Linked DNA regions of Homo sapiens: region 2 is linked to region 1. Evidence: chromatin contacts called from ENCODE Hi-C or POLR2A ChIA-PET data. All regions are on one chromosome and are shown on one strand. The core of a region is the stretch at or near the end of the contact, and the rest is flanking DNA. Distances in the headings are between cores, read along the strand shown. Region 1 holds the start of DVL3 (dishevelled segment polarity protein 3). Region 2 holds the start of EIF4A2 (eukaryotic translation initiation factor 4A2).

Region 1 (7,076 bases), core at 3,095-5,594:
TCAATGGATAGACATCTGCTGAGTGTTACACAGGTGTCAGGATATAAAGATAAAATATACCAGGCACGGTGGCTCACACCTGTAATCCCAGCACTTTGGGAGGCCAAGGTGGGCGGATCACTTGAGGTCAAGAGTTCGTGACTAGCTTGGCTAACGTAGCAAAACCCCATCTCTATTTAAAATACAAAAATTAGCCAGGTGTGGTGGCACACACCAGTAGTCCCAGCTATTTGTGAGGCTGAAGCAGGAGAATCGTTTGAACCCGGGAGGCAGAGGTTGCAGTGAGCCAAGGTCGCACCACTGTACCCCAGCCTGGGTGACAAAGCCAGGCTCCATCTCAAAAAAAAAAAAAAAGGATAAAATAAGAGAGTGCCATGACAGTTCTCACAGAAAAGCTCAACCCAGAAGACAGGAGAATTTGAACCTGGAGGAGACAGGGGAAGAAGAGTCTGCAGGTGGAAGGCCCAGAGGGAGGACAGTGGAGCAGGAAGCCACACAGCTAATGACCTGATCGCCATGCTGCCCTCTCTCACAGCTCAAGGCCAGACTAGCAGTAGGCACCTTACTTCTATGAACCATCCACCATGCCCTCAATGCTGAAAATGTTTATCCTTCCTCCATTTCTCAAATAACTTAAGATGGCAGGCCAGGCGCGGTGGCTCATCACCTGTAATCCCAGCACTTGGGGAGGCCGAGGTGGGTGGATTGCTTGAGGTCAGGAGTTCCAGACCAGCCTGGCCAACGTGGTGAAACCCCATCTCTACCAAAAATACTAAAATTAGCCAGGCATGGTGGCTCATGCCTGTAATCCCAGCTACTTGGGAGGCTGAGGCAGGAGAATCACCTGAACCCGGGAGGCGAAGGTTGCAGTGAGCCGAGATTGCGCCACTGCACTCCAGCCTGGGTGACGAGAGCAAAACTCCTCAAAAAAAAAAAAAAAAGAAAAAAAATTTAAAAAGATGGCTGGGCCTACCCTGAGCTTGACAAATACTTTTGTAGACCAGATGGGACTTGAGGAGCCTCACAACTAGCACCTCAAAGGCTGAGCCAGGAGTGGAGAAACTGGAGAGACAGCAGCCTTCCTCCTCTGACCCACTTTCCTTCCTCTAGGGTCACTGACCTCCGCCTGACCTTCCTCTTGTGGGGCTCGGAGAAATGGTGGCCTTGTCACCTCTACAGTTTTCCAAGGCTTACCACCTCCCTCGGAGAGGATTCATCAGTAAAATGGTGATAATAATGACACCTAAAATTGTGCGATTAAGGATTTAGATTTTTGGATCCAGATTCCTGATGTCAAAGCAAGCTCTGCTCTGCCTCTTATTAGCTGTGTGACCTTAGGCAAGTTACTTAAGCTTTCTGTGCTCTAGTTTCCTTTTTTTTTTTTTTCTGAAACACGGTCCCACTCTATTTTCCAGGCTGGAGTACAGTGGCACCATCACAGCTCACTGCAGCCCCAAACTCCTATGCTCAAGTGATCCTCCTGTCTCAGCCTCCCAAGTTGGGACTACAGGCACAAAGCATCATGCCTGGCTAATTAAAAAATTTTTTTGTAGAGATGGGGTCTTGCTATGTTGCCAAGGCTGGTCTCAGATTCCTGGCCTCAAGCAATCCTCCCACCTCAGCCTCCCAAATTGCTGAGATTACAGGTGTGAGCCACCATGCCTGACAGAGTTTCATTTGTAAACTAGAGATACTATTACGCTATCTATTTCATAAGGCTGTTTCGAAGATTAAATGAGTGAAGATTTGAAAAGCATTTAGATTAGTCCCTGGCACACTAAGCATAAAAGGCGTGTGTTAAATAAATGAAACATATATATATGCTCTTCAGCTATTAGTCCTCTGTGACAAGACAGCTCTATCAGTTCCCCTGCTCATTTATCCTTCTGGGGATACAAACAGAATCCATCTCCTCCACTTCATTTTTAATACTGTTTTCAACCCTGCTAAAATGGTCCAACTCTGATTTTGGTTCAAGTACCACTGATGTTTGCAAGATGGCTTCAGGTGGCACACAGATTAACATTGCTTAGTTCAATCATTAAATATTTATGTTAAACATATTTTAGAAAGAAATATAAACAGAAAAGTCAGACCTATGGTTTCATATTATTGCTTGGTTCAAGCTAAGAAAAACAGTAAGTGGACTGACAATGGATTTAAAGAAAAATATTAAGTAACAGTGACTGGATGTAATGGGGGCCCTCTTAAAACTGCAGTTAGGCCTTGGGATTGGGAGAGCAGCCCAGAGTTGTCCAGGCTTAGGAGGCAGGGGCCAGGTCCAGTGGGTCTGGAGATAAGTACAGGGTGGAGAGACAGCCTATCTTAGTCCCTCAAGGCATCTGGATCTGAGGTGGCCCCAGGGCACTGGACTCTGGCTCATCTTCCCCCATTCCTTATGTGGAGGCAGTAGCTTGATCCCTTCTAACCCTATTCTTCTCTTGCCAGGCCAAAGTATCCACCCCCTCACCCAGACCCCTTCTAGATCCATCCCTCCTCAGAATCTTCCAATTAGAGGTGTCTGTCTCTGGGCTGAAGGCAGACAATCATTATCACACCAGGAGCACCCCACCCCAGGGCAGGAACAACAACAGAAACAAGAATAGTTAGAATCTACAAAGCACTGCCCACTGTACAAAGCACTCTCACACACATGATTTCAGGGGCTCATCCAACCCTGAGTTCCAGGGCAGAAGGTGACAGCAAAACATGCCAGGCATTAGACAGAAGGTGCTTGCTTCCTAGTGCTAGGTGGGCCAGGGGCTTGGGAGAGAAGCCAGACAGATGAACACTGGGGAGAAGAATGTCTCCTCTTGGCTGTGGGGCCTCAGCTCCAAAGAGCAGTGCAGGCCTCAGGCTAGGGCTGGAGAGGCAGCCTTCAGGCCTGGAGGGGCCTTCCCCACCGCCTCCAGGCCCAGCGCCCAGTTAGTGAGGCGGCAGGCAAGTGTGGGCGCCTCCCCCTCCCCCAGTCTCCTGGGAGTTGGGGGGGTTCGAGGGGGATCAGCCAGGCCCCCCTCTTCCCAGGCCAGCTGCTTCAGAACCTTCCGGCTCCAACATTCCATCCCCTCTTAAAGGGAAAGTGACTGCTTCCAAACTGTGCCTGTCCAGATCTCTGCAGCTGGGTGGAAGGGAAGACCCCACCAGGGAGGGGAAGATAGAGAACACCAAGAAACTCTTCCTGGCTATCCCACCCAGGCCCCAGGCCCTTCCTAACGTCTCTCCACTGGCCACCAACTGGAGGAAAAAAGCCCGAATTGGAGGAAAGATCAGCACCTGGGTCAGTGAGGACTACTCCGCAGGGGTCAGGCTCTCTGTTCCGGTGACAACACCCACAACAGCCCACAAAGGAGAGGGCAGGCAGCTAGATAAACATCAGATCTGCAGACCCCGCTCGCGGCCAGGCGCCCGAGCACCCCCGACACCCCTCCCCCAGCTCAAAGTCCCAGCAGAGCCCTCAGATGCAGCATACTCCAAATATGGCTGGGAGCTGTGCTGCTGAAAAGATGAAGGGGGCGAAGAACGAGGGCCACACGACCCAAGTCTGTGCGGAAAAAGGTGGCTCTGGCTCCTCGGCAGGAGGAGGATGGGGGACTCGGGCTCTGAAACTAGGTGGAGGGGGGGTGTGTCTGTCTCTGTGGGCCACTGGTCTCTGAAGAGGTAAGGGGACCGCACCGGCAGGAACTCTGATTGCTAGTGGGGAATTGGACGTCCCCTTAAACAAGGGAGGCCAACGTCCCCTCTTCAGAGGTAAACGGGAGTTGCTACTGGGGCTGGAACCAAAGGGGCCCAAATGGGCCGAGTCGCCCCTAGAAGTCAGAGCGGGGCTAGGAGCCGGTGTAGCGAGGCAAGTCGAAACGGACCGCGTCATCCCTTAGAAGCCAGAGCGGCCGGGGCTCCCGGAGGCGGGGCGGGGGCCATCCTCACCCGAAATCGTCGTCCATAGACTTGAAGAAGAACTTATAGCTGGGTCGCTGCAAAACGCCCTTAAAGTCCGCCAAGGTGACGCGCTCGGCGGGCAGGGGCAGCTTCACAAGGTACGGCGTCTCCTGCCCATCCAAGTGGTAGATGATCTTGGTCTCGCCCATGGCTCTGGCCTCGGGCCCGGCGGCCCGCGCGCGGCCTGCTCGGGCGGCCGGGCCGAGCCTCCCAGACGGCGGCGGCGCGCGGCGCGGCCCAGCGGCTCAACCCAGCTCGGCGGCTGCTGGCGGCGCCAGCTCCCTTGTTCTCCGGCCGCTACCGGGTCCCAGCGCCGCCCGCCGCCGCCGCGGCCGCCGCTTCCGCTCCCCACTCTCCCGACTGGACTGGCGACCGCGACTCTTCCGGTGGCCGCGGCCCTCCCGGCCCAGGGCTTCGTCCGGGCCCGCTCCCCTCCTCCGGCCCGGCGCGGCCCCGCCCCGGCGCGCCCCGCCCCCGGCCGCCGCGGAGAGGCGCCGGCGTCGCGGCAGATGGCAGGGTTTCCCGCCCACTGGCCGGGCCGCGGCGCTCCGGTCCCGGGTCCCTAGAAACGGAAGGGGAGATTCACCGGGATGGCGGCGTTCCCGGACCCCTGAAGGCCCTGACTCCGGACCCAAGTGGGATCGGCGACTCCTCTGCAGTCCAGGAAGAGTGGAATGCAGGGATTGCTTTGGTCCCCAGAAATGGTCTGGGGAAAGAGGGTGGGTCTGACTCTGGATCCCTGGAGGAGAATGACCTCAACATGGCCCTTCAGTGTTTCTTGAGAAGCACAACTGCTGTCACTGAGTCTACTAAACTGATCTCGAGAGAAGGACAGCATCCAGTTCTGATTCCTCCCTATAACCTTAGCGTCCAGTTGCAAGGTAGTGGTTTAATAAATGGGTTGAATGCGGAATAAGTGGGGCCCGGGCGCGGTGGCTCACGCTTCTAATCCCAGCACTTTGGGAGGCCAAGGCGGGCGGATCGCCCGAGGTCGAGAGTTCAAGACCAGCCTGACCAACATGGAGAAACCCTGTCTCTACTAAAAATACAAAAAAATTAGCCGGGCGTGGTGGCGCATGCATGTAATCTCAGCTACTCGGGAGGCTGAGGCAGAAGAATCGCTTGAACACGGGCGGCGGAGGTTGCGGTGAGCCGAGATCGGTGAGTCGAGATCCTGCCTTTGCACTCCAGCCTGGGCAACAAAAGTGAAACTCCATCCCCCCTCGCCCCCCCCCAAAAAAAAAGATAAGTGGATGCATGCATGCCTAAGACAGTAAGTCTCAAACCAGAACTCCAGAACTAGGTATAGCCGGTTCCTCACAGATCTCCTCACCCCTTAACTTTTAATTCATTTAATAAATACTGAAGGCCTACTGTGTATAAGGCATATCGCATGAGATATAGCGATAGCGAGACAGACAAGGCTGCTCTCAGGACCTTCCCTCAGCTGGAGGGAAGCACATAGGCTTGTAAATACATAACTTCAGAGTGACCACTGCTATGAAGAAGGTAAAACAAAGTGATGGGATAGTGACAGGGGAAGCCAGGCGCAATGGCTCATGCCTGTAATTCCAACATTTTGGGAGGCTGAGGCAGGTGGATCACCTGAGGTTAGGAGTTCGAGACCAGCCTGGCCAAAATGGTGAAACCCCGTCTCTAGTAAAAATACAAAAATTAGCTGGACATGGTGGCGCATGCCTGTAGTCCCAGCTACTCGGGAGGCTGAGGCAGGAGAATCGCTTGAACCCGGGAGGTGGAGCTTGCAGTGAGCCGAGATCCCACCACTGCACTCCAGCCTGGGCGACAGAGCGAGACTCCGCCTCAAACAAAAACAAAAACAAAACAACCAAAACAAAACGAGAAAGAGGTTTCTGATTGGTTAGAGAAAACTTCTTCCAGAAAAAAAGACCTAGAAATAGCAAGGATGAAGTGGCTATGAGAAGATCTGGGGTGACAGCCTTCTAGGCAGAGGGCACAGCCAATATACAGGCTCAAGGCAGGAATAAACATGTTACATTTGAGGAATAAGAAGGCCATCATGACTAAAGGAACAGTCCTAGGTGAGGCTGGAAACATAGACCCGCCAGATTACATAGGGCCTTGGATGCTATGGTCTTAAGTATGGGCTCCTTCTACTCCATTTTATACACTGTTGCCAAATTAACACTAGAATAACAACATCATTCAGATACCTCTTCTACTCAGAAACCTTTCCACATTCCCCAAAGCCCCCAAATATCCCTATTCAAGGCCCCCCATAATCTAACCTCTACCTACTTTTACAGCCTTTTGTCTCATATCCTGGCCAAATTTTTGACTCCAGGAAAATGAACCCACTTGCTAGCCCCTGCACACACCTTATGTATATCGTCACTTCATACCCTTTCCTTCACCTTCTTTACATTTTTTATCAAAGTAATATGTTTGGAAGTCAAATAGTATTTAAACAGCTTTTTTTTTTTTTTTTTTTTTTTTTTTTTGAGATGGAGTCTCACTCTGTCGCCCAGGGTGGAGTGCAGTGGCACAATCTCGGCTCACTGCAAGCTCCGCCTCTTGAGTTCACGCCAGCCTCCCGAGCAGCTGGGACCACAGGCGCCCGCCAAATTTTTTGTGTTTTTTTTAGTAGAGACGGGGTTTCACTGTGTTAAACAGGATGGTCTTGATCTGAACTCGTGATCCACCTGCCTCGGCCTCCCAAAGTGCTGGGACTACAGGCGCAAGCCACCACGCCCGGCTTTTTTTTTTTTTTTTTTTTTTTTTTTTTTTTTTTGAGATGGAGTGTTGCTCTGTCGCCCAGGCTGGAGTGCAGTGGCACGATCTTGGCTCACTGTGAACTCCGCCTCCCGGGTTCATGCCATTCTCCTGCCTCAGCCTCCCGAGTAGCTGGGACTACAGGTGCCTGCCACCACACCTGGCTAATTTTTTACATTTGTAGTAGAGATGGGGTTTCACCGTGTTAGCCAGGATGGTCTCGATCTCCTGATCTCGTGATCTGCCTGCCTCGGCCTCCCAAAGTGCTGGGATTACAGGTGTGAGCCACCGTGCCTGGCCCTTAAAAAGCTTTTTAACAAAACAGCAGTCCTCCTTATTGGTATAGTGGTGAGAAAAACAAAACAAAAAACCCGAGCAATTCTTTGTCC
Region 2 (6,835 bases), core at 962-3,461, 2.6 Mb before region 1:
CTTTTATGCATGCACAGCACAAAACTACTTCCAAGCTTAAAATGCAGACGACCTAACTGCTGCAAGGTAAAATTCCCTTAATGTCTTTCTTATGCCTTGTCAAACTTGGGATGCTGCTGCTCCACGCATCAGCTAGACAATCCAAGAATAACGTTTCCTACATTATTCTTCACTGTAGGTAGGGAGTACGTAGTGAAATTTATGTTCTGTAATTACAGCTAGGGCAAATGATTTTTTTCCCCCAGAGGGTATTGTGCCTTATATAATCCTGACCTCAATAAAGCCTACAGCTTTATTAGGAAGGTTTACTTCAAAGCCAATATAGCAGTGAGCTTTGAAAACATAGCATGCAACAGATGCATCACGAACTACGGAGACAGTCAAATGGTAACATGTCACTGCAGTTTTCATGTTGCACAACTGCATTCAAACTTAAAAAATGGGGACAGATCTAGTACATCCAAGAGAGCGCTTCGGATTCTCAATCTATTAGTATACAACCCTACAAACCATACCTGCATACCCAGTTCTTTTAAAACTTTCAACAAAAACTCCCTGCATGCATGGACAATTAAAAGGAGGGATCTGGTAGGACCAATTTATACTAAGTTTTAAATTCTTCACAGTTGTGAAACCTGAAACCTATGCAACACGCAAGCAGTTTTTTTGAACTACACTATCAATACCTGTTGAGCCAGTTCTCTGGTGGGGGCCAATACTAGTGCTTGGGTCTCCTTGAACTCAATCTCCAACTGTTGCAGGATGGAAATAGCAAATGTGGCTGTCTTGCCAGTACCTGACTGAGCTTGAGCAATCACATCATACCCTAAAAAAAGTAGGATACACATTTACCGATCCCACATCAAATTGTCACTTCTACTTCACACCATGTATTCCATTTGGAACATTATGCCCAAATAATCAAGTGATCAGCAATGAGTATTCTCTTCATTTCAGGTCAGTCCCGAAAGATGATTGCCATCATTTCACTTTAAGGAATACAAACAGGTGCTAGTCCCCCAGAGGTTACTTTCCCTTTTATGGTTCATGTCTATGTAGAACAATTTCCTAAAAATGCCAGTTTCTTTTACCTTTAATACAGGGAATAATAGCTCTCTGCTGAATAGCGGAAGGCTTCTCAAAACCGTAAGCATAGATGCCACGAAGGAGAGACTCCTTTAAATTCATATCATCAAAGTTATCAACAATCTCATTCCAGTTGCTCTGTAAGTTAGAAAAAATAATGCACGCATAAATGAGATGAACACACTCACCTTTCCAAAGCTTCAAGATCCACAACCGTTTCTTACCTCGATGACACCATCGGGGTCCATTCCCTCTGGGCCGCCATGTTCTCTGCTGACAAGAATACTGCAGTCAGACACCCCTTCCAGGCCACCTCAACTGCACCTTAAGCGCATAGCCCTTTGCAACCCGTCTCAGCACGTTAGCCTCCCCTGCACAAGCTAAAGCAGCAGCCTCAGGGCGAATATCCACACTGTGCGCCTTCCCTAAAGGTTGGGGCCTGCGGATGCCCGGAAAGGCAGCCCCCCAGGCCCGAGCGCATGGCGATCCCGTTTCAACTGCGGAGCGTCTCGCGAGAGCTCGGAGCGCCGAACTCCGCCCCCAACAATGCGCAAGCCGGGTGATTGACGCGGGCGGAGCGGCCTGGCGAGGGCGATGCCAACGGTTCACCGGCACCGGTCCTGTCCCGTCGCCTCCGCGCCGTGGCCGAGTGGAGACCGCTGCCTCCAACCCTTCCCCAAGTAAAGCCTAGGACCCTCCCCCAACTCGTGTGGATGACCGAAAATAAAGCTTCGGGTCCTGGTTACAGTGTACCGAACTCGGACTGCGCCACGGCTTTTTACTCCATGTTTCCCGTGCTCTACACTGGGAAGGAAAGCAGCCGAAGTTTCGTAATGTCTTAGAGAGGAAAAACGCCCTTTAGCCACTGCTTTCGCACCACCGTCCTATCTCCCCACAATCCGGGCCCTACCCATCATGGAAGCTTCTGGAAGGGCACAGGAGTGCTGTACCCTAAGAAAACGTCCATTAATTTAGAGTTTTTGCCTCCGTGCCATCCACTATCATCTCCCCTGGCGCCCTATGACCTTCACTACAGACCGCGACCGCCAACAGACTGCATACCTGTTATAATCCGCGGAGCCACCAGACATGATCCGAAAAACCACTCAGCGCCCGACTGAAAAGACAGCGGCGCCCAACCACCCGTTTTTTATAGGCTCGTGGCCGGAACCCGTTTCTTGCGGAGGAATTTTCTCGCCGTGCTTCGGTCAGCTACAAAATTGTGATCCTGGGGTCGTTACCTCGGATAAAATCCTAAGCAAGTTGGTAGAAAAACCCAAATGTGGTAATTTCTCGATATTACAGGGTCGCTGGAAATCCTAGGGCCCGGGGTTGGGTTGGGACTCTTTACCTCGCGGCGGAAGAATATAGCTGCGGAGTTAGTTAAACCTCGCTTTCCCCGCCCGCCCTGCTCCTACGGGGTTTCCGCGTCCCTGACGCAGAGGCGGGCCGGGGGAGCCGCGCCGGAGCCGGAGGCGGAAACCGGAGATGCTGTTCGTCGGGCGGCCGGGGCTTCCCGCGGGTGACAGGTCCCGGCTCGCGGCTCGCTGCCGGCACTCAGGTGCGGGAGGGGAACTCGGTTATTCCGCTTGCTCCCACCGCTGTTTAATTCCACAATGAAGACCTGCCTGGCATTTAGCCCGACCGTTAACATCCATTCAGATCTTGGAAACGTAAAATTCCTGCTAGGGAAAATGTCGGCCACCCAGCGAGTCCCGGGAAGTCCGGTTTACCGGTACATTTTGCAGCGCGAGAAGGAAAAATGGAGTGTCATTTGCAGATGTCTCTGGAGTGGCCAATTCTATTCTCATATCATTTCCGGTCTCTCGCTTTCTTTTTAAGAGTGTTACTGATTTTAACCTAACAGGTGTGAGGAATGCCTGAAAAAAATCATAAACTTTTGCAAATGGATAGAAACTAAGCAGTAATTTTCCTTGGAACGCACGAATTTAAATGGACGCTTTGGCAGATACAGCTCTGTGCCGCTTTGGGACTACATCGGTTTTGATTCCGTCTATATTGGTCATTTTTTAAAGGCTGTAGACTTTGCCGATATATAGTGAAATGTTGATTTATTGAAATTCAGAGCAATAATATCCTTGCTGCGTAAACTGCACGGGTCTTTAAGCTCCAGACGTTTTCAATTAGCCCCATCTCAGGTCTCTCGACAAAAACAAAAAACAATATATGTAGTCATTTAACTTTAAAATACAACCCTACCCATGGTGCAAAATATCATCGAGACTATCAGGGTAACATTTTCTCATATTTCAGAAGGCCAACTTAAAGAATCATTACTGGGAAAGCTGACTCAATTTTCTATATTATAGAAGATATTCGGTTCTAAATACTACTTTTTTAATACAAAAATTATTTATTTATTTGAAAATTCTTATCGTGCCAGGAACTAGGACAAAGATTAAGAATACCAAGATGGCAAAGTGGGCCAGGCCCTCAGTCCAGTGGTACTGCTCCTCATTCATCCCTCTGTAATGTTCGAAATCCAGATTTGAGGTGATGCCAGATATTTTCTGAGAATGATGGTCGTCAGACATCCTTGTTGTCTCATCCAAAATCTACTAAAAATATCCTGAGATCTAAGAAATTGAAAAAATACTAAATCGAAAAAGTGACCAACCGTTTGGTTTCACTTGAGCCTTAGGGTGAAAACAATTGATCATAGGGTGATACCAATCAACAATTAACACTTAATCGTTGGTTGTTTTCTTTAGGATTAGCACTACACTAGATGGTGTAGGATTTTCAAGTCTCTTAAGAGGAAATAAAGGCTAAACTCTATGGTATAGGTTTACAAGTGCTAAGTAAGTTTCAAGGTAAGAAAACTTCAAATACAGTCAAAATCCACACCCACACTGCCTGTAACCTTACAGTGTATTCCTAATAAATGCAGTGATTACCACATTTGCGTGTGCTTACTAAATAGTAAATAACATTTGTAACTAATAAATGAATTAAAGATCAAAACGTATACTTTAACAAAGTTTTGCATATCAACACAGAGCGTGCTCTTTTAAATTTAAGTGATTCTGCTTACCTGGAATCTGAAATAAGATAGCCTTCTCAGTGAACTATAAATGCTTCTTTGTCAACCTTTAGTGTTTGAAATCATTTATACTGCAAATAATCCTAAAAGTCAGATTATTTCCCTATCTAAGCCAACTAAGGTAGTTTAGTTTTGCTCTTCAAGAGCCTCAGCTGACAATTCTAAAGCTATCTAGCAACCAGAGAAGCAAAGAATTAGTACAAATCTGTCAGTGCTACATGGAAAAACAATAACAAAACCTTAAAAGAATATGCTTTCAGACGGGCGCGGTGGCTCATGCCTGTAATCGCAGCACTTTGGGATGCCAAGATGGGCAGATCACGAGGTCAGGAGATCAAGACCATCCTGGCCAACATGACGAAACCCTGTCTCTACTAAAAGTACAAAAATTAGCTGGGTGTGGTGGTGTGCGCCTGTAGTCCCAGCTACTCCGGAGGCTGAGGCAGGAGAATCGCTTGAACACGGGAGGCGGAGATTGCACTCCAGCCTGGGTGACAGAGCAAGACTCTGTCTAAAAATAAATAAATAATAAAAAATATGCTTTGTGTTGATAGTGACATCTTCCTATAAAAAGTACCATGTACTCTCATCATTCAGGGCGCATTTGTATGCCATCTTGAGATTCTTACATTATTTTGAACCCATCAGTTGATTTTAAGTGATAGCTGCACATTTAAAGCGGTGTCTAGATAATCTATTGATATATAGACATTTGTTAAGGTATGTGTTTTGGATCTAATTATTACGTATTAATGTTGTTATTTAGTAATAATAAAGTATAAAGCACAAAGTATATAGTACATGCTGTCCTTACATCTGTAATTTCAGTGTTTAAAAATAACTGGGCCAGGCCCGGCGGCTCACGCCTGTAATCCCAGCACTTTGGGAAGCTAAGCCAGGTGGATCACGAGGTCAGCAGATTGAGACCATCCTTGCTAACATGGTGAAAGCCCATCTCTACTAAAAATATAAAAAATTAGCTGGGTGTGGTGGCATGTACCTGTAGTCCCAGCTACTCAGGAGGCTGAGGCATGAGAATCACTTGAACCCGGGAGGTGGAGATTGCAGTGAACAGAGATCGCGCCACTGCATTCCAGCCTGGATGACAGAGTAAGACTCCACCTTAAAAAAAAACAAAAAAACAAAAAAAAAACACTGCCCAGAGCTGGATAGAGATGGTGGTGCTACTCACCTCTTTTTCTTTTTCTTTTCCTTTTTTTCTTTTTTGGCAAACCCAGGATAATCTCTGTAACCTCTTTTTATTACACAGTTTCTGAGGAAATTAGAGGCTAGGTTCTGCTTGCCTGTGACCCCTGACGCAATTTGGAGGGTTGAACTTACTGCCATGTTCTTACACTATAACTTAAAAAACATTTGTGGTTGGGCATGGTGGCTCACGCCTGTGATCCCAGCACTTTGGGAGGCTGAGGCAAGCCGAACAATTGAGATTAGGAGTTCCAGACCAGCCTGGCGAACACGGAGAAATCCAGTCTCTACTAAAAATAAAAAAATTAGGCTAGGCATGGTGGCTCATGCCTAATCCCAACACTTTGGGAGGCCGAGGCGGGCGGGTCACTTGAGGTCAGGAGTTCGTGACCAGTCTGGCCAACCTGGTGAAACTCCCTTTCTACTAAAAATACAAAAATCAGTCTGATGTGGTAGTGTGCTCCTGTAATCCCAGCTACTCAGGAGGCTGAGGCAGGAGAATTGCTTGAACCTGGGAGGCGGAGGTTGCAGTGAGCCAAGATCACGCCACTGCACTCTAGCCCGGGCGACAGAGCAAGACTCCGTCTCGGTGGGGATAAAATACAAAAATTAGCCGGTTGTGTTGGCGCACACCTGTAATCCCAGCTACTCAGGCAGGAGAATTGCTTGAATTCGGGAGGCGGAGGTTGCAGTGAGCTGAGATCCCGCCACTGCACTCCAACCTAGGCGATGGAGAAAGATTATGTCTCAAAATAATAATGATAATAATTTGCATCAAGATAGGTAAAGATATTAACAGAGTTGAAGAAAATGGAGAAAACTGAGGAGGACCACGGAAGGACTTTTAAACTAGCTAAGAACTAGTTTTGAATCCGCTGATCCAAGGTTATTAAACTCTTTTGTGTAGCCAAGATACAGAAGTTTTTCTACCTTTATAGAGGAAGACTAAAATACAAGTACATTGCTGTACTTCAGATCAGGTGATCAGAAACTGTGGTATGCATAAAAATCAATGGGAACATCTATTTGAAATGCAGATACTTGTGGACTCTGCCCTCTCACCCAGATTCACTGGATCTGAACTGAGGTGGAGCCGGCTTCTGATTTTGAAAAATTAAGGCTGGGAGCAGTGGCTCATGCCTATTATCCCAGCACTCTGGGAGGCTGAGGTGGGCGGATCACTTGAGATCAGTAGTTTGAGACAAGCCAGGCCAACACGGTGAAACCCCATCTCTATCAAAAATACAAAAATTAGCTGGGCATGGTGGCGCACACCTGTGGTCCCAGCTACAGGGGAGGCTGAGGCAGGAAAGCAGGAGAATCACTTGAATCTGGGAGGCAGAGGGTGCACTGGCATGATCATGGCACTCCAGCCTGGGCGACATCTTTATTTTACCTCAAAGATTCACTATTTTGGCCAGGCATGGTGACCCACAGCTGTAACCCCAGCACTTTGGAAGGCCAAGGCCAGTGGATCAC

What was found. Hi-C counts contacts between places; a loop is a spot of excess contacts on that map. ChIA-PET counts read pairs that join two places held with the same protein, here RNA polymerase II (POLR2A). Pooled maps may share reads with other maps.
Region 2: a map of gastrocnemius medialis shows a loop between it and region 1 (7-fold over the local background). The contact joins the promoter of EIF4A2 here to the promoter of DVL3 in region 1. A Hi-C loop is called at or near these places in 1 of 168 maps with a recorded cell type or tissue (gastrocnemius medialis) and 2 of 50 pooled maps. POLR2A ChIA-PET finds 5 or more read pairs at or near these places in 2 of 52 experiments (GM10248 and activated CD4-positive, alpha-beta T cell).

Annotation. Positions count from the first base shown.
Region 1 is chr3:184,152,645-184,159,720 of GRCh38, reverse strand. It overlaps DVL3 (dishevelled segment polarity protein 3), which reads right to left and starts at 4,344. Exons shown (of 15, transcript NM_004423.4): 1 at 3,925-4,344. The coding sequence starts at 4,085. RefSeq lists enhancers at 2,007-2,882, 2,883-3,760 and a silencer at 4,098-4,447.
Region 2 is chr3:186,778,953-186,785,787 of GRCh38, reverse strand. EIF4A2 (eukaryotic translation initiation factor 4A2) reads right to left here and starts at 2,211. Exons shown (of 11, transcript NM_001967.4): 1 at 2,149-2,211; 2 at 1,311-1,356; 3 at 1,092-1,224; 4 at 687-826. The coding sequence starts at 2,177. It overlaps SNORD2 (small nucleolar RNA, C/D box 2), which reads right to left and starts at 992; the gene lies at 923-992. RefSeq lists an enhancer at 1,306-1,535.